Regions from separate parts of the Mus musculus genome. Here regions 2, 3, 4, 5 and 6 are each linked to region 1. A link is a loop called in an ENCODE intact Hi-C map of the cell type or tissue named here. Cell type or tissue: heart. All regions are shown on one strand.

What was found. Hi-C counts contacts between places; a loop is a spot of excess contacts. Peaks named below come from ENCODE experiments on the same cell type or tissue, not always from the same donor. Only the 100,000 strongest peaks of a DNase experiment are listed, where the experiment ranks them.
Region 2: a loop joins it to region 1, with 4 times the contacts of the local background. A loop is called at or near these places in 3 of 42 quality-filtered maps.
Region 3: it touches region 1 in a loop (5-fold over the local background); 4 of 42 quality-filtered maps call a loop at or near these places.
Region 4: it touches region 1 in a loop (1.8-fold over the local background); 4 of 42 quality-filtered maps call a loop at or near these places.
Region 5: a loop joins it to region 1, with 2.3 times the contacts of the local background. A loop is called at or near these places in 4 of 42 quality-filtered maps.
Region 6: it touches region 1 in a loop (2.4-fold over the local background); 8 of 42 quality-filtered maps call a loop at or near these places.

Annotation. Positions count from the first base shown.
Region 1 is chr2:71,810,104-71,815,103 of GRCm38, reverse strand. All of the region lies in intron 1 of Itga6 (integrin alpha 6), which reads right to left. Among named protein-coding and RNA genes, the nearest start is that of Itga6, 26 kb to the right of the region's middle. In heart, a CTCF peak has its summit at 2,185 (motif pointing right); DNase peaks (open chromatin) are centred at 933 and 2,193; H3K27ac peaks cover 1,934 bases.
Region 2 is chr2:71,749,440-71,754,439 of GRCm38, reverse strand. It overlaps Gm17250 (a long non-coding RNA gene), which reads left to right and starts at 3,935. Exons shown (of 5, transcript XR_866415.1): 1 at 3,935-4,429. In heart, no CTCF peak of the experiment used is centred here; DNase peaks (open chromatin) are centred at 2,459 and 2,979; H3K27ac peaks cover 1,545 bases.
Region 3 is chr2:71,670,722-71,675,721 of GRCm38, reverse strand. No RefSeq gene overlaps it. Among named protein-coding and RNA genes, the nearest start is that of Gm36909, 18 kb to the right of the region's middle. In heart, no CTCF peak of the experiment used is centred here; DNase peaks (open chromatin) are centred at 2,311 and 4,641; H3K27ac peaks cover 3,152 bases.
Region 4 is chr2:71,451,076-71,456,075 of GRCm38, reverse strand. It overlaps Metap1d (methionyl aminopeptidase type 1D (mitochondrial)), which reads right to left and starts at 2,738. Exons shown (of 10, transcript NM_025633.3): 1 at 2,678-2,738. The coding sequence starts at 2,717. In heart, a CTCF peak has its summit at 2,835; a DNase peak (open chromatin) is centred at 2,775; H3K4me3 peaks cover 1,589 bases; H3K27ac peaks cover 1,183 bases; H3K27me3 peaks cover 861 bases.
Region 5 is chr2:71,709,823-71,714,822 of GRCm38, reverse strand. No RefSeq gene overlaps it. Among named protein-coding and RNA genes, the nearest start is that of Platr26, 7.1 kb to the left of the region's middle. In heart, no CTCF peak of the experiment used is centred here; no DNase peak of the experiment used is centred here.
Region 6 is chr2:71,248,171-71,253,170 of GRCm38, reverse strand. Dync1i2 (dynein cytoplasmic 1 intermediate chain 2) reads right to left here. Exons shown (of 16, transcript NM_010064.4): 10 at 4,238-4,384; 11 at 3,749-3,862; 12 at 3,319-3,452; 13 at 2,185-2,329. Among named protein-coding and RNA genes, the nearest start is that of Dync1i2, 39 kb to the right of the region's middle. In heart, a CTCF peak has its summit at 2,138 (motif pointing left); no DNase peak of the experiment used is centred here.

The DNA.
Region 1 (5,000 bases):
AATACACTAACGGCTATGCTGCTGCAGGTGCAACAGGGGGAAGGGGATCACATCTGCCCAGGAGAAACAGGAGCATGACGATGGCTTCCATGGGGACAGTGGCTGCCCTTCCTACCAGACAGATAACCCATCTCCTCACCTGAGGCAGTTCGCACTGCCCACTTCTAGTTCCAAGTCTACATTGGAAATGATGAACCCGCACACACCAAAGCAACGGAACTGAAGTGGAGACTTAGGGAAGCAATTGCCCCCCGGGTCCCCAAATTTATCAATCAATAGGGGGTATAGAGAAGCCAGGGTGCAGGGGTCTGCATAGGCCCACCAGGTATCCAAGTAACACTGTCCCTGCAGGAGCTCACAATACCTGAGAGACGAGGTGGCCTAGAATGTGCAGAGAATGGGTTTTGATGCTTGGCAGATGTGGGATGGACCCTGTGCTGGGGTGGCTAGAGAAACAAACAATGAGCTGAACCATGAGTAAACAGAAGCTAAGGAGCCTGCACCCTCCCATTTGATAGGAAATCGAGGCCTTGACAGAGATTAATTATGAGGCCTCTGGACCTCACAGCCAGGTGCCAGGCAGGACAAAGATTACCTAGAAACAGTGTCCCTGTCCCTGCGTAATGAATGCTCCCCAAGAAACAAAACTGAACAACTAAAACGTTTAGCACAAAAGCCAGCCTATAACAATGACACACTGAAATAAAAACCACTGGCATACTGACAGATTTAAGTCTGACTCCCAGCAGGCGAAGGGAAAAAGAACCCAGGCCCAATGGTGGGTAAAGGTAACCAACTGCCAAGAGGAGACTCAAAGGGCAGCTCCGACAGCCTAGACAGCTTTCCCTCCTCTAACCACTTCCTCTTACACACACCCAAGGAGGCTGCTAAGGGTGGCAGGCTACTTCCTGTTTACCAAGCTCCTCCTACAGCCAATTACTGCTTCAACAAGTACTGCCCCAGGATGCATAAGGGACGGCCTCCCAGGTAGCTTCCATCTCCTAAAACTCCAGTGTGGCTCCACCTGATCCAGAAGTAGCTAGCTCAGAAAAGGACTGGGAGGGAGAGGGCAAGTGCTTTGTAGAGAGAGTGCTACCAGGAAATGACAGCAGAAGAGACCTAGGAGGGACAGCAGAGAACAGGCAAGACTGGCTTTGCTTCCAAGGGAGGAGCTAGAGCAGTGGGTCTCAACACTCCTAATGCCACCACCCTTTAGTACGGTTCCTCATGTTATGGTGACCCCCAACCATAACATTATCTTTGTTGCTACTTCATAACTGTAATTCTGCTACTGTTATGAAACATAATGTAAATATCTGATATTTGAACCTAGTGAAAGAAAGGGTTGTTTGACCCCTGAAGGGGTCACGACCCACAAGTTAAGAAGCACTGAGATAGCCGCCGTAGGAGACTGGAGTCTGGTGATTTGGTAAGTGGAGTTGAAGATGGACAGACAGCCTGGTGAGAAGACAGGCTCAGGGGAGAGAGGTAGGAGAGGAGGCCCGCAGAGCCTAAGGATGCAGCCATCTCTTGAGCCTTTCTGGGTCCCTACATGGGATAGGCACTTCAAAGGTTTCCAGCAACATGAACAAGCTGTGCAGAGGCTGGAGGGATGACTCAGTGGTTAGTGCACCTGCCTGTTCTTTCCCAGAGGAGCAAAGTTCGGAGTCCAGCATCATCAAGTCTAATGCCTATAACTCCAAAGCCCTTTTCTGGCTTCCGCGGGCGGGGGGGGGGGGGGGGGCGTGCACGCGGGCTCTCTCTCTCTCTCTCTCTCTCTCTCTCTCTCTCTCTCGCGCACGCACGCACACACACACACACACACACACACACACACACACGTTTAAACAATAACAGACTGTGGAGGTTACTCCATGCACAGCCACAGGTCTTCAGAGCCAAGGGCTTTCTCCAACCCTTCTCTCCTCCATCCCCGGTGGGGCACAGGCATTGGACAGAGAAGGAAGTGGCGGACTGCATAGAATAAAGGAAGGAGCCAGGTTGTCAGGCATAAAGACAATGTTAAGAGGCATACATCTATAAAGGATAATGCCAGTTGAAAGGGTGCCTACCCCAGACTCTGCCCACACGGCTTCTTAAGCATCCTGTTTCCATTTCAGATACCTTCTGGGAGGGAGGGAAGAGGATCCACACCGGCTGCAGGAGTGGGTGGCTACAAAAGGGAATGGCCTGCCAGCAGAGGGCGCCTGTTGCACCACTCTGCATTTCAAGGCTATACTGCGAGCTAATCCAATACAACGGCAGGTCCCAGAAACAGATGAATAAAGTCACCCCAACACTCAGCAACCATTGGGGACCCATTTCTCACAGTTACCCTGGTTCAGAGATTAGCAAAAAGGCTCTTAATCTCACTTGGAATCAGCTTTATATACAGTCACAGTCCATTAGTTCAAGCTATGTCTGTGAAGAACAAATAAATGAGCAAAACTAGACCAGTATGCAAACAAGGACACCGGGGACAACCGTCTACTTCTAATCTAAGTCATTTTAGGTCATGGTGTAGGTTAAATGCTAGGCACACATTGATTCTTGAGCTGCCAGGTGCTTGTAGGTTCTGGAAGAATAGCCCATTTCAACCAACCCCTCAAAACGCGTGCCAAAATCTGGCTTTTGTATAAATCCAAAGCTTCCTCCCGGTTCCTCACAGGAAGGGCTGGGCGCCTGGCTGCCCAGACGGGTTTAGTAAGGGAACCAGGTGCTCTGTGTGCATTACTGCTCTGTGGGCACCAAGTCAACTCCAAGGACCAGGGCTGCAGGTATGCCACTGTCTCTCTGCTGCTGCCATACTCTCAAGACTCTGTCTCTCTGTCTCTGTGTGTATGTCCCTCTCTCTCAGAGACATCTGTCTGTCTGTCTGTCTGTGTGTCTCTCTCCCTCTCCCAGAGACAGGGTTTCCCTGTGTAGTGCCAGGCTGTCCTAGAACTCAGAGCTCCACCTATCTCTGCCTGGGATGAAAGGTGTGTACCACCATGCTCATAAGTAGAAGCCTGAACTACAGCAGCAGCTCTGCACTCTACAGACAGGCTGGGGTGGGAGCGGGGAAGCGAGTCAGGCCTTGTAGGGGCAGGAGCAATGGAAACTAACAAGAGCAGCATCCAAAACCCTGTTCCCATATCAGGTCCAAAGGAGAGACTACAAACATGGGGCCAGTGTCTAGAGTTTGGCACTAGGAAAAGTCACTGTTCAAACTGCTTGCCTTAGAGCCACTAGACAGCGACTTCTACTAAGTTTTGTTATTTTTCCCGTGTTTTGGGGGGAGGGCAGGATTTCTGAGGCAGGAATTTCCTCTAATGCACCATCTTTCTTCCCTCAGCCTCCCAGGGCTGGATTAAAGTTGAGCCACCATGGCCACCTTCCACCGAGTTGCAAAGTTGTACTGGAGTAACTCCCTGAAGATTTCAACATATTGGAAAATATTTAAAGATAAGACGCAAGAGGCTGGAGAGATGGCTCAGTGGTTAAGCGCTGCTCTTCCAGAAGACCCCATGTTTGGTCCCAGGACCCACACTGGTAGCTCACAACTATCTGTAACTCCAGTTCTAGGGGATCCGAATCCTCTTCTAACCTGCACCGACACTAGGCACACACGGTACACACTGTACATGCAGACAAACAAACAACAAAATCCTTTAAAAAACCCTCAAAACCACAGCACCATCTTTAGCAAGAAATAAACTCTGTCACAGAGAAAGGCGATGTCAAAAAGCATGGTGGTCACTCAGAGTAAGACATAAACTGAGGTCTTCAAAGGAGACCACGTTTACAGGCTAAAGGCTCTGGATGCACTACCACAGTCTGAATAAGCTATCCTAGAATCCAGAGCGGGCCACTCCACCAGTCACTCATATTTGCACGTCTCCCCCGACAGCTGGCCTACTTCTGTATTAACTATTTCCATCAAGCGTCCTAAACACTGGCATTCTTCAAGCTTTAAAGACAATAGCAGCTTTGCTTCATTGTCTTAGGCAATAATTCATTTCCTTAAGGATTAAAGAGTGTGCCTCTAGCTACTCAACTCTGTCTCGGGAAATGTGAACTATTGCTTCATTAGAACAAGGCCACTATTATTGCTTAATTTAAAACACTGTCTTCTCAGCTCATTTGATTGAAGACCTGAAAAAGCAGGCCACAGCATTACCCAGAGAACTGTGTCGCTCTGACATCTAGAGCCATCTTCAAACTCAATATTTCATTTTTTTTTTTGTAAAATAAATAATAAAGGAAGGCAGGCAGGCAGGCAAGCAAGCAAGAACGAACAAACAAACTTAGGGTCGAAGTAATAGATTCTAAACTCATCCCAGGCTACAGAAATGGGCAACTCTTACTTTTATTCTAGATTTAACCTCTCTTTATTTATAGATTGTGATATTTATTTCTTGATTAGCCAATGTTGGCCCTATCATCAGAAGGGGAAGCCAACAAGACACTTGTTGCTTTGGGTTGTATTGGCTATGTTCCGTTTTAAATTCTTGAACTTCTATTTCCTTTCCAACATTTGATAAAAATCTCAGTTCCTTCAATGAGTGAGATGAAGGTGCAAGCATTCTGATATTCCTTCTTTCCAGACATTCCTCTTCATTTCCCAAGTCCTACTATGTGTTATCTTTCATTTACAATGAAACCAAGTCACCTTTTGGCAACCACAATTCGCTCATCTCTCTCTTTTTTTTTTTAACAGACCCAGATATTATTCAGTGTGAAGTATAAATTGAAGTGGAAATTTCTGGTTTCTTTGGAAACTCAGTTGTGGTATTTTTCTAGAAGCTGTTTTACGAGAGGATGTTTGGCTGAAGCAGACACGTGACAGGGCATGTGATGTTTTGCTTGAGCGAGCGCTGGAGAGGGTGTATGCTGTTTGAAAAGAGTATAAATGGAACCCCACAAACAGTGAGAGGCCGCTGTCGCATTGTGACGCAGTGCACCACTTAGGTCTCGCTTCTTCGCTGGCCTTTACTATGTAGAGAGAAATGCACCAAAGA
Region 2 (5,000 bases), 61 kb after region 1:
CACCTTGGCCACACTTGTGTCAGAGCTCATCAGACATTCCATTTTAGGTTTCCTTCCTCCTGGAGAGTGAAGACCTGCCCTTTTCATCCTGAGTTTCTCATGCTTCATACAATAGCTAAGCCCTTATAGGTGTTCAATAATGTAAGCAGATGAAGGAGTAATTAATGAATGAACACAAAAGCATCCCAGAAATAGGACATATACTGTAGACTTTACTATTATGAGGCGTCTAAGCCTAGCTGAACAAAAGGTACAGGCTCATGGGGGCTCTCCAGAATTGAGCTTGATACCTTGATACATGTGTAAAATAAGCTTTACTACCACAGCATATTTGAAAGTATCATAACATTCAAATTACAAATGTGTATTTCTGTGGCTATGAATATTATAAGCTGGGCATGGTGGTGCACGCCTTTAGTCCCAGCACTTGGGAGGCAGAGGCAGGCGGATTTCTGAGGCCAGCCTGGTCTATAGAGTGAGTCCCAGGACAGCCAACGCTACACAGAGAAACCCTGTCTCAAAAAACAAAAACAAAACAAAACAAAACTGAATATTACAAAGATATATAATAGTGATACTAAATATTAAAGCAACTATACTGGGTTATTCTAATCCAGAAACTTTCTTTTCATGGTAATCTCTATTATTCTCCGTGAAAAAAATGACTCTCCTGTAGTCTTATTTTTTTCGAAACCTACTTCATGAAGTTTATTAGAACTAAGAGTTCTTAAATGCTTCAATATCCCTTCTAGCCCACCAACCAAAGGTAGGGGAGAAGAAAGGTTAACAGGAAATGGGGGATGTGGACCTGTTTAGAAGTAGTTCTTTGGGGGCAATTTTAAACATAAGTCGATAGCAGTGTCTTGATCCAGAAGAAACTGTGAGGCTCTGCCAAACTGGCACAAGCCTGGTGCTTTTTTCTCTATAAAGTCACAACAAGCAAAGATCAGAAAAGACCAGCAAAGCATTGCAAGGTGAACTAATGCAAGAGTGTCCTCCGTTTGTGGGGACATTGTGGGGACATGTGTCCTCTCAAGCATCTGCTCCAGCAAAACACTATCTGCTCTTTCACAAGACAGCTTCCTGAAAAACATCACATGACACAACGGAGTCTAGGAGTTTCCACTTCGCCCCTTTTCCCCAAACACTGTCAAAAGCTATCACTACTTACATGGCAAATAATTATTCCTCACAATGACAGGTCATGATTTTGGTCCTTACTCCCCACAGAAAAAACACATAGAATATGGCCAACTTAAGATGTACAGCGTGTGGGGTTGGAGAGATGGCTCAGTGGATAAGAACACTTATTGCTCTTGCAGAAGACCTGGATTCAGTTCCAAATATCAGCATGGCAGCTCACAGCTGTCTGTAATTCCTCAAGTCCCAAGGGATCCAACATCCTCTTCTGGCCTTCAGGGATATAGGCTCATATATCCAGGCAAAGGAAAATACTCATATACATAAAATAGAACAAATAAACCTAAAATATTTTTTAAAAAGAATATTTGAAGTAATTGGAGGTACTGCTCATGTTGGACATCATGTTTTAATCCAAAGACTTCTCATAGTTGGTAAAGTTCTGTCCTTGTTACTAAAATTCCTTCCACAGGAGAGACATAGAGCAACATCTATCCCTTTCAAAGTTCTAAAGATAAACTGAGACACAATTCTGCCAAACGTTATTCTAGAGAACCAATTAATTTACTGGGCTTTCTTAGGTAAGGGGCTACTTACAGGAGTGTGGCCTTCCTCCCCCAGTAGGTTGAATCTACTAGGGATGAGGGCTTCTTTGTAACCACATAGATGGTATCATCCCTGGTCTCTACCAGCTCAGCGCCTGCCCAGACTTGTGCAGCCTTGATAAGCAGTAGGGAGTATCTGGATACTAAGAAGAAAATTTCATGCCCTGCTTGGTGCCTATGGGCTAGTGTGTACAGCTGGATGGTCTTTAGCAAGGGAGCACTCCCCAAGATGGCCATTGCTTGGCTTGGAAGATGGTCAGAGGAGAGTCCTCAGTTGCCTGCTCAGGCACAGCTAGCAAGTTAGGAGCTGGCATGAATCTGCATCAGTCTTCTCCACATCAAAGGGGATTTTTAAAAGCAAGGCTTAGAGGACTTAAGTTTTCTTCCTATTTTTTTTTTATTCACTGTGAAAATGGAAAGGTGTTGTTGTTGATGCTATTGCTAAAGTACCATTATAGGATTAAGAGAGAGAGAAAAAAAGGCAAAGGCTGAGTAATTGTTTATGTAATTATTTATGGCTTATCTAAGATCAAACATTTTTAGGCCCTCTGAAGCAAAAGGGAAGCGGTTGTTTCCTGTACACCAACTTGCTTTGTCACAGTCCACAATTTGAAGACCATAATAAGCAGTAGAGGACATGATGACTTCTCCCCTGGGAGAGGGGTAATTCCTTAAAGATCCTGGACTGAGTTATTTGGTTCTGAAAGGGGCCCAGGTTTCCTTCCCTGTGACCATCATGGTGCCGAAGACACTTAATGGGAGGGAAGCTCTGCTATTTCCAATGCTGGTGGAAGTTCAGTCCTTAGTACAGGAACACTGGGGCTTTGGAGTCTGCAGAGCTGGTGGGAACCAGCCGATTGCTGTAAAGCAGATGTCAGCCCGACGCCACCTCCAGTCTTTCAGGCTGGGTCTTGTGGGAACTGTGTCCTGAGAAAGTGATGAGGGTTAAAGTTCAACAGTGCCTCATGGCCTGGGTTTGAAGTTTAGGGTTTGTAAGGCACCGCCCAGATCCAGAGCAGTGCTCAAAGGATGAGAAACTGAGGGGACAGGAAGGCCAGTGTGACCTCTGCTCACTTTTGCAGTATGCAATTCTGCTCAGCTCTCCAGCCATAGGCCACTCCGCACAAACGACCCTCCCACGGCATATAACCACGTGACCGGGTAGGTTGTGAGAGACCATCCACAGAGCCAATCAGAGCCTCCGTCTCCCGTTCCATTGTGCACCCTTGCCTGGTCTCTGAAGAAACTAGATTTTCTCTGCTCTCTTCAGGGGCTTTCCACACACTTGGCCCTCTGCCTAGAGGACACAATTGCCCCATGCCACTTTGTACTTATTCAGAAATCACTTTTTATGGAATGAGTTTCCAGAGCCATGCTACACCCGCAAGACTGGATTAGATGCTCATCCCCCTAGCACCTTCACGGCTCCGTAGAAATAAAGCATAGTAGTTACTGTTTACCTCAGAAAACCCGGATAAGCTTTCAACCATCTTTATAATTTGTGGAACACTTCAAAAACAATCTTACTCAGAACCAACCGTAATAGAGCAGATGCTTTGAGGAGAAGACGGTGAAGAGGGACGCAATGCCGGATCCCATCTGTGGTACACCTACCCCAACTAAGAAGCACAGGTGGGGAGATGCACGTATCCTTGGGGGAATTTTACTATTTGTCATAGGAGGGGAAACCCAGAGATCTGCATCCGAGGAAAGGTAATAGGATGTTTTATGTAAAGGTTTCACATGTCAATTTTATAATTTTATAAGCCCCCTATACAAATCCTTTAAAAAGCTTTATATATAAACCATATATAAAACCTTTACATATAAAGCCTTTTAAAATTTGTCTACCTTATCTATTAAAATATCATTTCCAGGGCTGACAAGATGGCTCAAGACATAAAAGCGCTTTCCTGTCAAGCCTGAGTTTGATTCCCAGGAGACATATGGTGGAATAAGAACGAGCTCCCACAAACTATCTCCTACCTCCTACCTCCATGCATGTCCTTTTCCAAATAAATTAATACGAAGTATGAATTTCTTAAGGGCAATATCCCTGAACCAAAGAACACGTGGGACGGAACAGGAATGGATGAGTAATGAAGAGATCACACCACACGGACAAGCTGCTTTAGCACTAAAGGGCTAAGAGAACTGGGGCCGCAGACCTGGTTAAAAAACAAGCCTGGAAAAGGAGATTTTTTTTTTTTTTCTCAAAGAACCAAACAAAGGTGGCCAAGAATCTAACTGTAGAGTATTCAGAGCAGGTGCAGAGGCACACAGCAGCACGAGCGATCCCTGCCCAGAGCAGGGCTCGGTTTGAGGCCCAGGATGCACAGCGCGCTGTAAGGGTTTTCCGGAAAGTCAGCAGAAGGGACATTCCAAGCCTGACTTAGTGCTCAGAAGATTCTTATCTGTCTCTGACTTGAGTGGCTTTCTCAGACCAAAGAAAGAACACCAGCAATCTGAAACGAACTTAATTGGCCTGGACAGTGCCAATAGTAACATGCGTTGCCATGGTAGCTAATGCGCACACTCCTCAATCAATAATGCCGCCTTATCTGCCTTCTAAAGAAAGGATAAATGGAAAAAGGAAGGAAGGAAAGCCACCGGTCCTGCAAAGATTCCCATATCCTTGTGCTGTTACCTTTCTGGATTCTGCCCGTTGCCTGAAAAGCTGACAGGTAATTATTTGGTTCCCAAAGAGCAAACAACCCTCACTTGATCACAGGGGCTGCTGGCATCTTACAAGGAAACTTGCGCTCTGTTTGACCGCTGGAAGGTGGAGGGCATTTTGAGTCACCAGAGAGAATTGGGAGAATTATTCAGAGTCCATTCCTGATGACATAGGTAGTAATTACAGAAGAAGAAATGGAAACTCGAAAAGCTCTAAGAAATGAGTGCTGCCTTTAAAGGCGGCGGCGGGGAGGGGGGGGTGATCTTATCATATTTTACGGTGACATTACATGTGGATGCTTTTAAAACTTCTCTGGTGGAAATGATCTGGAATTGGGACTCCACTGAAGATTAAAGGGTTTGGGGCGGGAGAGGGGATGAACTTACGTCTTTGTTTCACTGGTTCGGCTCCAGCCTTTCTCCTTCATAGAAAACAGACACAGGGAAAAAAAGCTCTGAGGTCATCGTATGGATGCCCTGAGGGTCAGAACCAGTCTATTCTCTGTGGGGCTGGCTGAAGTACTTCTTTCAGGAGATTTTGAAAGAGTTTAAGTAATGCAGCTCCCACCACTTCCTTCA
Region 3 (5,000 bases), 140 kb after region 1:
GATTTCTCTGTGTATCCTGGCTGTCCTGGAACTCACTCTGTAAACCAGGCTGGCCTTGAACTCAGAAATCCGCCTGCCTCTGCCTCCCAAGTGCTGGTATTAAAGGCGTGAGCCACCACGCCCGGCTGGATAGACAGATCTTATAATAAACAAAATAATCTCTCTGGGAAGTCACCTGAGGAGTCTTGTATGGTTTAGTTGTGAAGTGATCAATCCCTCAGAAGGCTGGTGTATTAAAGGGTCAATCCCTTGTCCAGGGCACTACTTGAAAGTGATGAAATGACAAGGATGCTAAGCTCATAGGAGATTATGGCCATAAGGCTCAGGCTGACTGAAGCCTTTAGTTCTAGGTCCACTGCACAAGGATTGGTCAGCAGCCTCCACCTGTGGGGGAGATGAGGCGTTCAGGGCAGAGCTCAGCATTCCCTCATAGACCTGGCCACACGGCTGAGGGGTGTGAATGGGCAATCGGGCACTGGGGCTTAGCTGGAGGTACTAGATCACTGGAGGGGTGACGTGGTCAGTATATTGTCTCCTATCCATTCATTTGTTTGTTCATTCATCTCTCTCTCTCTCTGTCTCCCTTCTTCCTTCCCTACCTCCCTCTCTTCCTCCTTCCCTCTCTGACTCCTGTCTATGAGATGAGTACCTTTGCTCTGCCACATCCTTCTGTCCTGGTGTTTGTGTCTTGCCGTAGATCTGAGAGCAATGACACAAGCTGTTCATGGGCTGCAGCTGGGAAACCATGAACCCAAACAAACTCCTCCTGTCTTAGGTTGGTGTACTGGCTGGCTTTATGTGTCAACTTGACACAGGCTGAAGTTATCACCCAGAAAGGACCTTCAGCTGGGGAAATGCCTCCATGAGATCCAGCTGTAAGGCATTTTCTTAATTAGTGATCAAGGGGGGAGGGCCCCTTGTGGGTGGGACCATCTCTGGGCTGGTAGTCTTGGGTTCTATAAGAAAGCAGGCTGAGCAAGCCAGGGGAAGCAAGCCAGTAATGAACATCCCTCCATGGCCTCTGTATCAGCTCCTGCTTCCTGACCTGCTTGAGTTCCAGTCCTGACTTCCTTTGGTGATGAACAACAACTTGGAAGTGTAAGCTGAATAAACCCTTTCCTCCCCAACTTGCTTCTTGGTCATGATGTTTGTGCAGGAATAAAAACCCTGACTAAGACAGTTGGTTATCCCAGGTATTTGGTTACACACGTGTTACAGCTCAGGGCCTGTAACAAATGAATAATAGCCCAACCCCAGGGTCCCAGTCAGCCTCTTTGGGGAGGTGGAACTTGGATAGTGTGACAGCACTTATCCCATGACACCACAGGAGCTGGGGCAGGGCTTTAGGGAAGTGAGACACCGCTCAGGGGGTGGGAAAGCACAGTCTGGGATGTGGGAAACCTGGAGAGGGTTTGGGGCCCTCAGACCTGTGATGAGGCTGGGACCATGAGGTTCTCTGACTCTTGGACATCCAGGCACACTGAGAGTCACAGAAGAGCCAAGAACTGAGTTGAGAGCTGGAGGGCTGGGTCAGCATCTAGCCCAGACCTGAGGAAGGGGAGCTCTGCCTTGTTCCAGTGGTGATTGTCCTTAGCTTGGTGGAGGCAGGCTGGAAGCGCAGAGAGGCCTTCTACGGGAGAATTAAACTGCAGCTCTGTAGGTGGAGGCCTTCTTGGCTCCCCGCAGCCGGTCTTGATGAAAGACTCAGTCTACGGTTCTAAACTGTTTATTGACTGTTCATGGTGGAAAATTGGATGCATACTTAGCTGTACCCCTTCTCAGGGTGGACACGAGATTAAATACCTTTTGCAGGGAGAAATGTCTGGGAAGGGAAGTTTATTGGCTAAGCCCTCCAGGCCTCTAGGTACCTCATTAGCATGGAGAACTATGTGACCTATGGTGGGGAATATGGCACGTGTTCCAGGCCAGGAATTTGGCAGGGAGCTAGAAGTCGCCTAAGTCTCAGATGTGTGCCTACCAAGTTTCCGGGTCTCAACCTGCTCTACCTTACCAAGCTTCTGGGCATGCTTTTACCATCCCACAGGCCCCTCCCCATCCCCCCAAGAGGTACCAGGTCACCTAGGATGAAGTAGCCATGAGGACAGTGTCCCCAAGGGCCCATGTTATGCTGCTGGCCCAGGCAGGGCAGGGGAGGGGCTGGACTGTATTCCACCCCTCCCTGATAGAGGCAGGCAGGAGCTTGTGTAGTCCGCCCCGTGTGGGTCCAGGGTCCTACCCCACGTGTTTTCCCTTTCCTCACAGAGCTGCTTCCTTGGCAGCTCCGAGGAGGAAACCCCTGAGTAAACAGAGAACGCAATGTCGGCCCTGAGGTCTCTCCGAGCTGCACCCCAGGGACACAGCCCGGGGTCAGGCCTACATCCGGTCCTCATCCAGTCTCCAGTCAACCGCCGTGTTGTCTCCCTGGCATATTTCTTCTGACTGCATTTGCTCAGTCCTTGAAGGAAAAGCCGATGTCTTCAAACAGCAGAGCAGAGGAATTCTGAGGCAGATGTCCACCAAAGGCCAGAGCCCTCTGCCCTCCCTGCCGGAGAGGCCCTCCGCAGCCACGGAACAATGGCTGCAGTCACTCAGAGCACCCCACAGACTTCCAGGTTGGCTCCTTTTCAGCATCTGTGCTATTCAGAAGCCTCATTTTGTGTGATGGGTGTGGAGGAAACCAGAAGTAGCTGGCAGGAGACCCCCTAGACAGAAATGCTATTACCCTCTTTTTATAGATAGGGAAGTAAAGGTTTGGAGGTCACATAGCTAAGAACTGGTATTTAACCATTACCCTCTGTCCATATCAGGCTATTTAGGGTGCGTGGGGCTGGACCACAGACCAGGTCTACCAGCTGGAAAGCAAAGGCACTCTAACGATTCCCAAGTTCAAGGGCTTGTTTAAGAAATACTTGGCTTCTCTTTAGGAGCGGATCAAAGAAAGTAGTTTTTGGAAATATCAAAACACCACATCCTTTGACACTATTATTGCTGCTATTTTTAGTCCACATACCTAAGACTCAGTAGCAGTCTCTCCCATTTACAAGTTCATTCATAGGCAATTTATTCAATCTCTCACACGCCTCAAGTTTCCCATCCATGAAATGGGAAGAATATGAGCCCCTCTATCACAGGACGGTTAGGATTAACTCTTGAGTTATCATGCAAGCCTCTATATGGTGCCGAGCACTGTGTATCATAGATGATATCACTATCTGCATCCTTAGCCAGGTCTGCCACCTCCCCCCATCTCTCTTACTCTTTGTTTTTGTTTTTACCATTAATGACACCTTTATTTCAGAGCTCATTGCTTCAGACATGGGTGGGAATTGTGACTTCTTATTGCTGAGTCTCCTTTTAAAAGTCTTATTTTTTTATTATTATTTTATGCATACAAGTGTTTGCTTGCCTGCATGCATGGAAGTTTACCACATGTATACAGAGACCACAGAGGTCAGAGAAGGTGCCAGACTCCCTGGAACTGGGGTTTACATAGTTGTGAGCCATTTTGCGGGTCCTGGGAACCGAATCCAGACACTCTGTAAGAGCAACAAATGTTCTTTACTACTGATCTGCCACTACAAACCCTCATTGCTGAGACTTCAGGGCTCTTGTACGGGGCTTGGCACACAGCAGATGTGTAAAACACACACACATACACACACACACACACACACATACACACAAATATTAAAATGGTGCTTATTCTAAGAATAAGGCATTCAGGTTAATCACAAAGGTTATCTGGTTTTTATAAGATTTAAAAATCTGTATCCCTCCCACCTCATGCATCCTTGGGGATGATAAACAAGCACAAGGGTGCATCAGGATGAAGTTAAAAGAGCCATGAAGTGCTAGACACGTGACCATTCCCAAGAAGTAAATTCATGAGCATTGCCCAAAATCAATGGTTCTCAACCTGTGGGTCACGACCATTGGAAAACACACACTTATGATGGTCTTAAGAACTGAGACAGCTCAGTAGGAAATTACAGTTATAAAGTAGCAACAAAAATAAATTTATGATTGGGGGTCTGTAAGACCAATAGGGAATATGTGTTTTCCAAGTGGTCACACCCCACAGCCTGAGGACCACTGCCCTACCTGAAAATTTGTCAAGCAATCCCCATTGAGGGGAATGTTTAAAATTGAACATTTCAAAGACATATCCTCAAAATCAGAACATGATTAGCAACTGAGCACATACTGCATGCCGGGCACTGGGCCTACAAGGAGGTGTTTGGACAGACATGCTGCCTCTCATGGGGAGCACTGTTGTCTTAGAGAAGCAAAGACAGATGATTCTTAGGCAACATGTAGAGAGGTCCTCAGCGGCACACCTAGCGTCTTCACACTGCAGAAGAGGAGCCCCATCTGCAAGTGTGAGGGTTTTACAGTCGTCAGGGAGATTGGTCTAGATACGTTTTGACCTTCTCTCTTGAGCAGCCATGTTGATAGACACCAAGGATGACCACACACTTGGCTGAGCCACCCTACTGGGTGAGCAAGCATTGCCCCTGTTGAGGCATGGACAGGGCACTTCCTCTAATGTCAGCCAACAATCTTCTGCTCAGACAAAGCCAGGGCTGGCCCGACTGTCACAGGCCTCCCAGCAGCCCACAAACCCTCCCCACCGGTTCTATAAATAATAACTGGATGGCTTTAGTTCACCTTGACATGCTCAGTGCCCCCGGGGGAGGAGCATTAGTCTGCTGTGTTTGATGATTTCCTTCCTTCCACCCAGGCCTGGACGCCCTTCTGGTCATCATGGATTTGCTTCTGGTTGGGACTGGAAAGCTACTCCATACTTAGGCCATTGTTCAACATAAAGGAGATGGGTGGCCACTGGAACTATGGGTAATAATCTTTCTCGTGGAGATAAATAAGGGAGCCTGGGCGATAGACCAAGGTTCTCCTCTCTAAGGACAAATACTCCCGCTCTGGCCCCTCTAGGTAAATGTGGCTGCTGCCATGTGTGTCTCCTGCCCTAAGCAGGCCACCCA
Region 4 (5,000 bases), 360 kb after region 1:
TGAGATCCCAGAAAGTCTAGGCTTAGGAGTTAAGAATCATGCCTGTTAACAGAGCAAGAGAGGACAAATCCCATCTAGCTGGCTGCTAGTCTTTGTAAATGAAGTTTTATTAGAACACAGCTATGTTCACTTGTACTTGGCAGAGTTGTGTAATTGTAACAGAGAATATTGCTCACAAAAGTCTAAGATACTATCTGACCTTTACTGAGTTCTACATTGGAGTAAGACCTCTGGTATTTCCCCTAAAAATAAAGGCACCCCCCCAAAAAAAAATCTGTTCTAACAAAGATAACACCAAGTGTGGGAGAACCAAACTACCTGCCTAATACTCAACATATTTTAAAGAAAAAAAATCAACATAATCTCCAAAAGATACCAGTCATTGTGTTACATATATAATTATGTTACATGAGCTGTGAAGCAGGAAAGTGTAGCCAATCAATTATCACCACCATCATCACCACCATCATCAAATAAGACAGACTGTGGGGAAACTCTGATTTCAAGTGTTTAAAATAGCCGTTACGGGGCTAGAGAGATGGTTCCGTGGTTAAAAGCACTTACTGCTCTTCCAGAGGATCTGGCCAGTTGGATTCTCATAACCTGTATCTTATGGCTCACAACTGCCTATAATTTCAGTTCCAGGGGATATGACTCCCTCTGGCCTCCTCAGGTACCTGCACATATGTGGTGCACGTAAACTCAAGATGGATTACATGCATGCACATAAATAAAAAATAAATCTTTTTTTAAAAAGTTGTTATGTTTACTGGGTGTGGCAGCACATGCTTGGAAATGGCAGAAGGACCAGGAATTCAAGCCCGCCCTACACAAGACCCTGTCTCATAAAATAAAATGTAACAATTGTTACAAGAGCATGACTGGGAAATCTGAACAGAGAAACTGACAGAGAAATGCCCAGTATGACGGGTGGTTTACACCACTAATCTCAACACACGGTGGTAGAGGCGGAAGGACCAGGAGTTCAAGGCTACAGGAGATTCTGTCTTAAAACAAATAAATAGCTAAATAGAAATTCTAAAAATAAGTACAATATACAAGACAATGAGTAGGATTCTCAGTCTTTCTGTCTTTCTTTTCTTCCTTCTTTGTTCCTTCCTTCCTTCCTTTTTTTCTTTCTTTCTCCTCTTATGGAGCAGGGGAACCCCAAACCAAGGCTTATGGGTGCTAACCACTGAGCTATACTCCCTAGGCACAGTTTTCAGAGATACATAGGCAAAAGAATCTACAAATAAAGTGATATACCTAGGACATCCTTTAAAATAATACCATCGTGGGAGGCACTGTGGCTGGGGTGGAGAAGTGAGTGTCTCTACACACATGATTTGTGAGCAGACAATGTGTATGCAGAGTTTGCCGCTCTGTTGTGTGTTTGAAATTTCTCCTATGAAGAACATTTCAAAGGCTAAAAAAAGAAAATCTAATCTTCACATGAACAAGTTGTATTAAATGTACAAGATCATTCAAGTGATGAGAAGTTCTGGGTACACACAGAATGACCAGAGTCATCTTTGCCAAAAACCTCTAAGATATGTAGCACTATATTTTGAGTGCTTTGGAAAATATGGGCATTTCATAAAAACTGAATATTTTATTTCACAAAGCCGTGAATCGTGTATGTCATTCTCTGTATGTATTATATTAGATACACATATACACACAAATATAACTACACAAATATATGAGTATCTGATTTCACAAAGGGGGGGCTGTATTGAGCTAAACTGGGCTGGTGAGATGGTTCAGTGGGTAAAGCCTGAACCAAGCCTCATGGTCTGAAAAACAGATAATGGGAGAACTCCCACAAGTTCTCCTATGACCCTGTGACCTTTGTATGCACACCTTGGCACCTGTTTGAGCATACACCAGACAAACAAATATATGTAATTTTAATGTCCTACAACTTGCTTTTTCCAAATATTCCAAATAATATATTTTTGTGGACACCATTCCATGTCAACGTCAAACTTTTTTACACACCCTTAGATACACACAAATAAGTTGGTATCTGACTTCACAAAAGGGGATTGTATTAAGTTAAGCTGGACTGGTGAGATGGCTCGGAAGGTATATAATACGTGCTGAGTATTGCTCTGAAAATATTTACCTCCTAAAACCGTTCCTATGTGCCTGGCACTTAAATTGTATCTAAAGTCGTTGGTGTTCCTTTTTTTTTTTTTCGTCCTTCTTGAACCTATTTTTGAGTTCTTGCTAGCAAAGAATCCGAACCTAGTACTAATTCAACAACGATTCGCCGGAAACGCATCTGTTTGGAATGCCCCTGACATCGTTAGCTCTCCTAAGTCATCATGACTGTCATCACCTTTTACAAGTTTCTCAAAAAGGCATGCCAATCCAACAGCTCTAAACCGAGTGTTCCGGCGCATTTCACCGTCGTCGCTGGTAGATACGTCTGCAACACTAACCACACAAGTAAAGAGAGGGAAGAAAACTTCAGGTAACGACCCACAAATCTCAAGAACTAAGCACTCAAGCAACATGGTAAGAAGAGGACAAACGTGTGTCTGTTTCTGCAGCGTGCCAACGTGTATGGTATACGCGGGTCCGACTGAAAGTACGCACGTGCGTACCAAGCCCACGCGCGGACGTGTCTCTGGGCGCGTAGCCCTGGAGCGGTCGTATGCCGATCGCTTACCTCCACGGACGAGCAGGGGGACGCCGATGGGCGCCGCCATGTTGGCTCCGGTCACGTGGCCAAGAGAGCCTCGCAGCTCCGCCCACTGGAGTAGCCGCGCTCTCAAAGCCCAGAAGCGCTGAAGCAGTGGGAGGCGAGTGCGCGCGCGCGCGTGAGCTGGCTTGCAGGAGCCCGGGCTAGCGAGTGCCTCTGGTGTCGAGGCCAGCAGCTCCGTCTGCGGCCAGCTCGCTTCCACCAGGAGAGGCTGGCTCCGGCCGCAGTTCTCTCTCTGAGCTTCCAGACCCATCAGGGATGGAAGAAAGTCGTCATGTAAGTGTAGCCTCCAGTATTTATAGAATCACCATTTTGGTGCATGGATACGTGAAGTTGGGCGAGAGGAAAAAAAAAACAAACAAACAAACACAATTTAGTGTGCAACAAAGCACTTTCATCGCCTTTCATTCGGTTACAAATCATTTCCAGGCAACTAGTTGAAAAAGTTGGATCAGTTTGATCAGCTTCCCTTTGCAATGTTAGAATATTAATTACTCAGCAGAGACTCCAGAATAGAATAGTTGGGACACCTATGTGGCCCTGTGGGTATCTTCACAGGATTTCTCCTTCCCTGATGACACTTCCTGCTTGGCAGTATTAACTGCTGTTATCCCTAAATTAGATATTTAAAGAATGACGCATGTCAGCTTGCATAGCCCCTATGTCAAGGCAAGTGAGGCAGCCGCTGTACCTTCGATGATACTGTTGCCCGATTTCACCAGGTTCTGTGCCTCTTGCCCTTGTTTTGCGGTGGAGTCCAGACGCTCATGGACCAGGTGTTATCCATCTTGGTAGCTTCCTGTGCTCAACACAGACCATGATACCCCAAGATGTGTATGGTGAAAGAACCCAAACTGTAGTGTAGCAGTTTCTGGACTTTGAATGCAGTCGAGATCGATAAGGATTCCTTGTGAATATGTGGATGTCTTCTCATTGATTTTAAAGAATCCACATGCGGGCTGGAGAGATGGCTCGGCGGTTAAGAACACTTAGGACTCTTCCTGAGTTCAATTCCCAGCAACCACATGGTGGCTCACAACCATCTTTAATAGAACCTGATGCCCTCCTCTTGTGTGTCTGAAGATAGCTACACTGTACTACATATATAAAATAAAAAATAAAAGAGTCCACATGCTCAACTGGCACACCTTTAACCTCAGGAGGCAGAGTTCAACTCATCACAAACCTCAAATCGGAGAACACTTAATCCAAGGGTATTCTTTTTGTTTGAGAATATCATACACACATAGAATGTGTTTTTGTCTAATACACTCCCAGCACCACCACGCGCCCCCATCCTTCTCCTCCAACTCCTGCTCATCCCTTCCACCACATTTCCCTTTCAACTTCATGTGCTTTTATTTTAACACACTGAGTCCATCTACTGCCAGTATGCACATGAATGTAGGGCCATCTACTGGAGCACGGGGATCCTTTCAGGGGCAGAAACCCTGGAGAAAACTGACCACCCTCATCCCCTCAGTAGCTCTGTCAATTGTCAGCTATGAATGGGACTTTGTGTCCTTGTCCCAATCTATGTTGAGATCTCGGCTAGCTAGGTCTTGTGCGTGTAGTGACAGCCATTATGAATCCATGTGTGCCTTGGTCCTGTTTCATCCAGAAAACACTTCCACAGAGGTCACCCTGTACCTCTGGCCCTTAGAATCTTTTCATAGCTCCCCTCTTAGGAGATCATCCCCTGAACCTTGGAGTTAGGGAATGTGTGTGTGTGTGTGTGTGTGTGTGTGTGTGTGTATGTGTGTATGTGTGTGTGTGTGTGTGTGTGTGTGTATGTGTGTATGTGTGTGTGTGTTTGTGTGTGTGTGTGTATGTGTGTGTGTGTGTGTGTGTGTGTGTGTGAGAGAGAGAGAGAGAGAGAGAGAGAGACAGACAGACAGACAGACAGAGAGACAGAGAGAGGGTATAGATAGAGATAGATAAAGAGATAGATATTGATCTAGATAGAGATATATCTCCCATTTAGGGATGAGCACAGTCTATTAATCTTGCACATTGGCCAGTTGTCAGTCTTTATATTAATCTCCATCTACTTCAAAAAGAAGTTTCTCTCAGGAAGATTAAGAAACACACAGATGTATGGGTATAAAGATAAGACCTTAGGGTGCAGCTCAATACCATGTCCATTTAGGAGAGTCAACATGGTGGTTCACCACCTCCATGGGTACTAGGAACACAGTTGGTACATAGACACTGGAAAGTGACATAAAAGGACACATGACATTGACTTCTGGAATGCATACACATGCTTGTGCTTATGTGCATATATACA
Region 5 (5,000 bases), 100 kb after region 1:
TGCTCTTAACCCCTGAGCCATCTCTCCAGTCCCCGAGTTTATTCTACACAGAACCAGCATGCAGGGGTCTACAGTGCATAGAGAGGGAAGATAAAGGTGTGGACTTTGCAGGGTCAATTTAAAGCCTGTTAGGGTAGGAGTGGATGAGTTTTATCTTTCCTTCCCTTGATTGGTTGGTTCTGTCTGGATGGGTGCTTTTGTGATTGGTTAGGTCTCTGGGGACTTCCCGGGGTGACAAGGCATCCTTGGATTGGCTGCCCACAGCCCATCACAGTTGGATCCATGTTCTCATTTCTGGGAAACAGAAACTTAGGCCTAGTCTCCCTAACTGCCAATTTGCAGCTTGTCATGGAGTCAGCCCGGCTCTGGCTAACTCAGTCCTCCCGCAGCCGTACAGGGACATCAGTGGTTCAAAGCATCCACATTTTAAAAGAAAACATGCTACCTTATTTCATAATCACCTGTTTAAAAAAACAATTTATGGAATCTAGAAAAGCTAAGACTAAAAAGTGATTTTAGCAAGACAAAGACACAGGATCAACATATGAGAAGAAATCTAATACCAAAAAAAAAAAAAAAAATTAAAAGACATTTATGATGGCATCAAAAATATGTAATACTTGAGTGTGAAACAAAAACATTCAAAAAACCAAATGACAAGGGCTGGAGAGGTGGCTCATTGGTTAAAAACCCTTACTGGTCCTCTAGAGGCCTGAGTTCAGTTCCCAGAGTCCACATCAGGCAGCGAACACTGTCTGTAAAGCCCAGTTCCAGAGGATGTGGCCTCCAGGTATACCTGCCTGTTCATGGTGCACATAGATTCATGCAAGGCACACACACATCAAAATAAATGAATAAACCTTTCTTTAAGCTTATGCTAAGGGGCTGGAAAGATGGTTCAGTGGGTAAAAGCTCTCACCATAGAAGCCTGGGGACTGGGTTCAGACACTGAGCATTTCTGTAAAACAGTGTCACAGGGTCCCTCTCTTTCCCTCCTCCTCTTGATTCTTCCTGGGTAAGAAAATGACATTTTGATGGGAGGTGGTGGCACATGCCTTTAATTGATTAATGCCATTCAGGAGGCAGAGGCAAGCAGTTCTCTGTGAGTTTGAGGCTAGTCTGGTCTACAGAGCAAGTTCCTGGACAGCCAGGGCTACACACACACACACACACACACACACACACACACACCCTATCTCAAAACAAAAACAAAACCAGAAAAACTGTCTTAGTGATAGGTAACAAGGGGGTGAACATAAAAGTAGTCAGAAGATTTGAACAAGTACTTCATTACAGAAAACAGCCCAAAAGTCACATGAACCCTGCACACCCGTGCGGATGTGATTAACAATACTGTATCATACATGTTAAAGTGTGATAGCATAGATCTTATGCTATGTATTTTTTATTATAATAAAAATAAAAGCATATGAAAGGATGACCAACATAATCAATATTAGAGAAACCAAGGTAAAACAACAACATACCACTACATATCTTAAACATTTAAAGTTAAAAATACTGAGCATACCACGGGTTGACCAACCGTTGGTGGGGCAACACCAGACACTGAATGTCTTAGATGCTGTTGATGGGAATGCCAAATGGCATAATCCTTTTGGGAAACAGTTTGGTGGCTTCTTAAAAAGTGAATTGTATGCTCTAACCTCTGTATTCAGCCATTCTGCTTCTAGAGATTTACAAAAGAAAAAATGAGAACTTGTCTACAAAGAAGGCACGTATGCAAATGCTCACTAGAAATTTATCCATAATAACCTAAATCTATGCTCAACTATTCAGCAACATATGAAGGAGTAAACAAATTGTGTCCCACTGTTTGTTCAGTAGTAATGTATCAATGTAACTGAAAGCAACTTAGCAATTAACAGGCAGGAACCTTTGATACATGTAGCTACTTGTATGCATCCCAGCTACAGCACAATGAAAGGTAGCAAACCAAAGGGATTCACTACCTGTGTCTATTTACAGAAAATGAGGGAAAAAAATTCTAGAAAAAGAATGCTCGTCCATAGTGGGGAAAAAACAGCTTAAAGATTTTCCAGGGTTTGGAAAACCTGGTGTTTTAGTGAGGGTTTCTATTCCTGCACAAAACATCATGACCAAGAAGCAAGTTGGGAAGGAAAGGGTTTATTCAGCTTACACTTCCACATTGCTGTTCATCACCACAGGAAGTCAGGACTGGAACTTAAGCATGGCAGGAAGCAGGAGCTGATGCAGAGGCCATGAAAGGATGTTTCTTACTGGCTTGCTTCCCCTGGCTTGCTCAGCTTGCTTTCTTATAGAACCCAAGACTACCAGCCCAGGGATGGCACCACCCACAATGGGCCCTCCCACCCTTGATCACTAATTGAGAAAATGCCTTGCAGCTGGATCTCATGGAGGCATTTCCTCAAGGGAGGCTCCTTTCTCTGTGATAGATCCAGCTTGTGTCAAGTTGACACACCAGCCAGTACACCTGGAGACAGAAGAGAGCTTGCCAAACGGTATAACAAAACCTTAGAAGGAGATGGGTACACACCTAGTTTAGTATAGTGATGACTTGAAGGATAGGTATGAAAAGCAAATCAAATTGTACTTTCCATATGTGCAGTTATCACCTATCATATGCTTCAGTAAAACCATTTTTTAGTGAACCAATAAAATTCAACTACTATATGTTCTGGGAAAACATAGACTTATGTCAGCCACCACTCTTAGGGCAGACATCACCAATCAGTCACAGAACTATATAGGCAGGCATTGCTTATCACAGTGAGAGCTTGAGATAAAGCCTGTTTTTCATCTCTGACCAAGGTCAACCATTTGCTTCTCACAAAATGAGGCTGAAGAGCAGAGCAAATTATCAGCTAATCTAAAAATGGTGTTGAGGTTTCCCGATTGCTACTACACTGGGCAGAAGCTTAGGAAAATGGCAGAAACTGAAGCCAGTCTAATAAAGACGGGCTGCCAAGAAAACATTAGAATTTTGATGAGGATATCAGATGTGAACTTCTGAAGAATGTTCACAATGTGCTTATGGTGCTGGCTTGAAAGACATCAATTTTTTTTTCTTACAAGATGAATGGCTTTATGCAAAGGAAGGGATTATCTACAGGAAGACTAGCAACATCCTTATTTATTTTTATCTTATTTTTATAAGTGAGAGAGAGAGGGAGGGAGGGAGGGAGAGGTGGGTACCTGCAGAAGCCAGAGGACGACATCAGATTTCCAGTCTTACAGTTGTAAGCCACCCAAAGTGAGTGCTGGGACTCAAACTCAGGTCCTCTGGAAGAACCATAATTGCTCTTAACCACTGGGCCATCTCTCCAGTCCTATCCTTATTTTTAAAGTAATTTTAACCAGGAAAGATGTTAAAAAATCACTGAACTGTTTTTAACTTAAAATGAGTATGTTTTTATGACCAGGAAATTGCCTTATTTTCTAAATAAGGCCAAGAAGCAAAATGATGTAAGATTATATGTAATGGTATAATTCGAACCAATGAACTCAATGTAAAAACACTGAAATAACTTTAATCTTGATGAGAAAATAAATCACAAGTTTATAGTATGAGTAAATGTTCCTCTTAAGAAGCAATGACTTCGTTCAAAGCTTTCTGGAAGCCCTGGATTCTTTAATAGTAATCACATGTGGCCATTAAGATACAGGCGGAGGGAAGAGATGTCGCTCGGCATAGAGCATGTGTTTGGCATGTGCGGAGCTTTGAGCCCCGGCACTAAAATAGGATAAAACAAAACAAAACAAAACAAAACACAGGCTGAGCGCCAGCTGATGGTAAACAGTGAACACCTCCCTCTGAGCCAGAGCCGGTGGCTACAGCAGGCTGACTCCCCATTTACTGCCCTTTCTTCTCCTTCCCAGACTCCTCTTCTATGAGATAGGAAACATCCTTGCTGTTTGAACTGGTAAGATGAAGTTTTACTTCCTTCAAAACTTTTTTTTTTTAATTTATTTGAGTGCATGAGTGTGTGCATGCATGCGCGTGCGGACCCTGGAGACCAGAAGAGGGTGTTGGATCCCTTGGAGCTATAGTTACTGATGATTATAGGCTGACCAGAGTAGGTGCTGGAAACTAAATTCAGACTCTCTGCAAGAACAGCAAGTGCTCTTAACCAGCAAACCATCTCCCAGCCCCAAGATGAACTTTTCTGACCTTAGCCACACAGGCTAGGCCTGACACAGCCCCTGCCTGAATCTGTTTCTTTAGTAGTGGGGCGAAGATAGTAAAATTAGCCTCATAGAACTTGTGTTGGTCAATGAAATAATACATTCAGAAATCCTTCACTGTGCCTGCTTGAAAAAAATCTATGTGAATGTGAGCCCCTTTTCTCTCCTTTCCTTTTCTCTCTTGGGGGAAATTTCACTGTAAATATTAGTGAGGACGTTCCATAATTACAAAGGTATTCCTTACATCATCTGCTCAACCTGATGCTACCAATTTGGAGAGAATTATTGCATTAAGCATGATTTTTTCCCTCCAATTTTTGTTCTTGTTAAACCCCTCAAAAGGATTTATTCCAGGAAATGATTTTCAAAGGGTCTGGGAGTGAAAACCTAAATTTGCACCACACGCGCAACAAAGAAAATGGCTGAGAAGACGATTCCCGCCAGTAAACAGCCCTGCCACTCACAGCCCAGCTGTGGCCCATTTTCCTTCCATGGTGATTTTTAAAAGAACTTTTTTTTTGGGGGGGGGGATGTCAAACTCACAGAAAAGCTGCAATGACAAGAACTCAGGAGACCAAGAACACCTGGACATCCGTTACTCAGCTTAAACAGTCGTCAGCACAACACCCATCTGCTTTGTCTGTCTCTAGACAGTTGGACAACCGTATGGAAGTACACTTTTCATGCATACTAATTTTTCATGTTAGATTTCATTTTAGAATTTAGCACTTGAAAAAGCAGACACCTATATACAAGTTTTGCATGGTATGAAATTCATACTTTTATAAAGGTAGTCGAATTAAAAATAAGCC
Region 6 (5,000 bases), 560 kb after region 1:
CCGGAGTTGGGGTTGAACTCAGGACCTCATACACAGTAGACAAGTGTACTATCACTAAACTATATAAAAACAAGATAGGCTAATGCAATTCTGTTAATATTTTAGGGGGTTCTTGGTCATATATAATGTAAAAATATACTACTCTATAGTGGCTCATCCTTTGGCCACAAGGAAGGGTGTTAGGGGCAGGGGAGAGTATGTATCATATTTGAGAGTGAATAAAAGAAACAACAAAACTGAATTAGTGAGGAAAAGAGAGATGCCTGCCTATCGCTCTTGCTCAACTCTCTTCTGGGGCAGGGGAAATGGCTGAGGGGAAAGAGGTGCCCGAGCATAGGCCTGATGATCAAAACGCCATAGTCTGTCTGGCAAGGTAGCAGAAGAAACTAGCCCTGGAGTTGTCTTGTGACTTGTCCTTGTGCACTTTGGCACAAGCACACCTGCATTCACACACATGCACAATACATACATCACACACAAAAACACAAATAAATAAAAGCAACTTCTATGTTGAAACAGAGAAAACAAAAACATAAACTATTAATAAAGCATCTATATAGAACCACAAAACCAAATGCCCATCAGTCTGCCATCACAGGCAAGATGAGCTCTTCATTCTCAAATCCTACTAATGCATATTCAAATTTAAATGACGCTGCAAACTGAATGTCTGACATTTAAAAATCAACCACTCAGTCACCAAATAGCCAAAATAGGAAGGAAGCTAGACAAGAATGTGTCTTGACTCTCATAGGGCTAATACATGAGAAAACACACCCAGAAATCTTGCAACTTATATGGCTATTTGAAGCCTCTGTGGAAATGGTAGATTTTATCTTTGTGATTCTGCATCTTGCTTTGCTTACGAGTAGAGTGTATATTTTCCCATATATACAGATGTAGATCATGCTTGTCTTTGCTCCTGGCTGTGAGACTCCTTTTTCTCTCCCCTTTCTCCCGTGTAAGATCCAAGGATGAATGAGAAGAATGATTAAATGCACTTAGGCTCTGACCCAATTAGAATGACGCCTGCTGCGTGCTGGACAGTGTGTCAGGCACTTTTCTAGATATTTCCTTCATAGACTTAAGTGCTATTTTTGTGTCTGTTAATGTCAAAGCTGAAAATGCTCAATTTTAGAGGGCAAGCTCTGTGAGGCTGTTTTCTAAATCATTTCATGTTAGGCTGAGAGTGGGGCCCAAGACAGGACAAGAGTGAACATGGAGTAACCTCTGGATGCTGAGGCCGGAACTTAGTAAGCACACAACCAGCTCACTACAGTAGAGAGCATCTCTTAACAATACTAGATTTTCTCAAAGATCTTCAAGAACCACAGCATGTCTCTAAACTTTGTTTCATGGTGAAGGATTCAAGAAGTCAACATTAAGATAAAGTAGATTGACAAGAAAGACACGGCCTACAGCACAGCTTACCTAGACTAGGGTACACTGAGTGTGCAGTTTTACTAGCCACACTATGATCGTGCAGAAGAACTGGAAAGCAAGTAAGTTAAAATTAAATATTAAATAAGGTCAAGCAAAATGACAAAGTCTGTCACAGAGGTCACGCTCCCTAAGCTCTGTCTTTGAGACTGTCACTGGCCAAGCCAAGCCACACTCACTGGGATTACTGGAGGAACAGGGAACACTTTCATCACTAAGTAACCAGTTTACTAAGCTTCAATAAAGCAAGCTAGCTATACTACACTAAGACAACACACAGGTGTGCCTTCACAATGATTTCTTAGTGATTCAAGTTTACTGTGTAGTCCTGTACAGGACTTACTGTGAATGGTCTCGGTCTTTTCTCTATTTCCCATCACCTCTGTGAGCCACTGCAGTCCTGAATTAAGTCTCATAGCTCTCCACAGAGCAAATGAATGGCTTTTGTGTGAAGCTGGATAAAATTATATGAGGGAGTATAGGGGATACCAGGGCCTTCTCCCCAACACAATTCAGAGTAAACAGATCTTTGCTTGAGAAGCCTGAGGTGGGAGGAAGCCTACTCTTCAACTGTTTGTGGGGTCATCGTATTTGTCACACTGTGTGACTACTTACTGGGTTCTGCTTACTGCAAAGCAACTCCAAGCCATCTAGGATTTAAGACCATGCCTTTCCCTGCAGCATTAGAGCACCACCTTGTGTCAGGAAATTGACCAAATGAGCAGAATGCTGCGTTTCAGATACCTTAGTTGTCCAAAGTTTAACTGTCCAGTCAAAAGACGAAGTGACAAACAGATGTGAGAAGTCTACTGCTCCAACAGCCGCGTGACAGTGGATTCCAGTGATGGGTCCCTGGTGTCCCTCAAACATCTCACTGATTCCAGCTTTGCTATTTCATAAAAGTGAACATGTTAGGGACCTCTCTTGGAAGTACACCACATATTATTTTCTTAACATTTTTACTTATTCATTTTTAAGACAGTCTTTGTAGCCTGAGCTGCTCTGGAACATACTACATAGGCCAGGCTACATCTTCCTCTGCCTCCAGAGTGTTGAGATTAAATGCCTGCACCATTACACCCAGCAAATGTATCACATCATGGGTTTATACAGCAGACTTTGAATTAATTTCAAACACAATTCTGGGTTCATAGTTTATCAACGTAACTTATAACAAATGCCACTTTATTCAGATGTGGTAACACTACTAATATAGCAGGGGCATTTTAGAGCCATAAACACCATGCTGTTGACAAGAGAACTCAAAAGACCATATCCATGGTGGTAAAACAAGGACAAAGGATGCTGTGTAGGGATGCTATGTAGGAAACAATCTGGACTATTTTAAATTAAAAGCTTTGAAATGAAATGAAGGCAATCTATATTGGAAATGAGGTCCAGATGTTCAATGCTTTTAAAGAACAGCTAGACAATTTCAAAACAGACCGAACAGTAGGAGAACTATTAGTCAGCTTAACATATGTAGTGACATTGCTAGACCATTATCAGAAGGCTCAGACTAAAACTCAAAGTTCAAATGAACCTAAACAGAAAACAGGTGACAATCACATTTATGAACCTGAAGGCCAATATGTGGAACATACACACTGCATTTCTAATGCTGAACACACCTCCTACAGTAACTTCTGTGAGCATATGCAGCACACACAGATCCCTACAACATACTGCAACACACACAATCCAAAAGCACATGAATCCAAACTACTACAGCTAAAAAAAAAATTAACTCAAGTTCTCGTTGCCCAAATTTAATGTCCCAAGTCTAGGAGAGGATTCTACTTAAATACGGAACAAGCTGTTTCAATGAGATGACTCAAGGGAAAATTCTAAACAACATCTAATTCCTACTAAGTTTACCTGCCATGGCGGCATGCTGTATACACAGAACCTTCTTCACTGCCCACAACAAAGTTGTTGACGTCTCCAACAGGGAAAGACATAGATGTTACAGCTACTGCCTTTGACTGTTTATGAACCAACTCCATGCTATCCTAGAGGAAAAAAATGAGAAAATTAATTTGTAAAGCTTTATTTTCAAATTTTATTACAAATCTTCTAGTTTTAACTAGTTTGTATGCTACTGTTTTAATATACTATTAATATAAACCTACCTACCTCAGTTAAATGAAAAAGCTTTGGTAAGATATATTTAAACCATCAACACACCACTTAGATTTATAATCTGTGCAATAGTATAAAAATAGCTTATGATAAAATGCACGTGGGGGTACATATGAAATGAAAACTAATTTTACTTCAAATTTTCACATTCCTAAGTTTAACATACCTGTGGATGGGAAAGCATGTCCAAACTCCAGGAACAAATTTTTCCATCAGTAGAGATGCTAATCAGATTGTGAGCATTTTGTGTTCCAACAACATTTACACAGTAGACAGGGTGCTAAAGACATAAAACAGTTTTCAGAGGTTATTTACAAACAAACAATAACAAAACCCAGAAAAAAATTAGTCTAATTACGGGTATTCCAATTCCTATCAAAACAGGTTTGTTAACCTGCCAGCTTTTGTTCTGTTGCTCTTGGGAGGTGAACCCAGGACCCTGAGCACTGCTAGGACAGCAGCCCATCACTGACTTAGCTTTAATATGAAGTGTGTTGCTATTCTGTTCATTGATAAGAGGTTGTCTTAGAAAACAGAGGACTTTGTGATATATGCACCCTACACATACAAGGAAGCGTATCGAAGTCACTCTCCTAGGACTATATCGTCAGTGGTGAAGGCCAACGGAAGTCTAGGGAAATAACTAGTTACTTACTGTGTGTGCAGCAGCTGACAGCGGCGTTCTCTGGACAGGAGTTCTTTTATTGCTGCGGTTATCCCAAAGCACAATCTGGCCTGAATATGTACCTCCAACAACAAGATTCGGATGAAATTTTGCAAATGTAGCAGACATTACAGCTGACTGCAAAAACGCAGAATTTTTGTATTTAAGATTTAAGTGAGGAAAGTCTGACGAATTAGAAAAACAAATCTATCGGAAATATTTACCTATTACTTAAGGTATTAGAAGTTTTAAAAACAATCTACTCTATTTGAATATTGTAAGAAAAAACTATAGTAGTTTTTGTTCAAAAGTCAAATGTGATCTTTATATGTTTACATGGTTATCAAACAAAATAAAACTTGCTTCAATCAATTTCAGTTTTTAAAGCAAAGTTGGCCTGTGACTGACCTCTAACTATAATATGACAGTAAAGAATATATTAGTTTTGATTTGAAGTATTTATTTTGAATTATGACACTATTAAGATTTTAACTCATACAATCAGTAAGAGTCACAAATTTTAAGTTTTGCTAAATCCACTTTAAAAAAAACTACATCTACTTCCTACTTCAACCACATGTTTTTACTTAAAACTATTTAGTTGCAACTCCTCCGGCCATGACTAAGAGATTCAGGGGCTGAGGTCTAATTATATATTCTGTAGTAAGTCCCACTTCCTGTGAGAACAACGCATTCCAGAAGACTGTCTATATGGTCAATCACAGTAACAGAAAGTCAAAACTGCAACGGACTT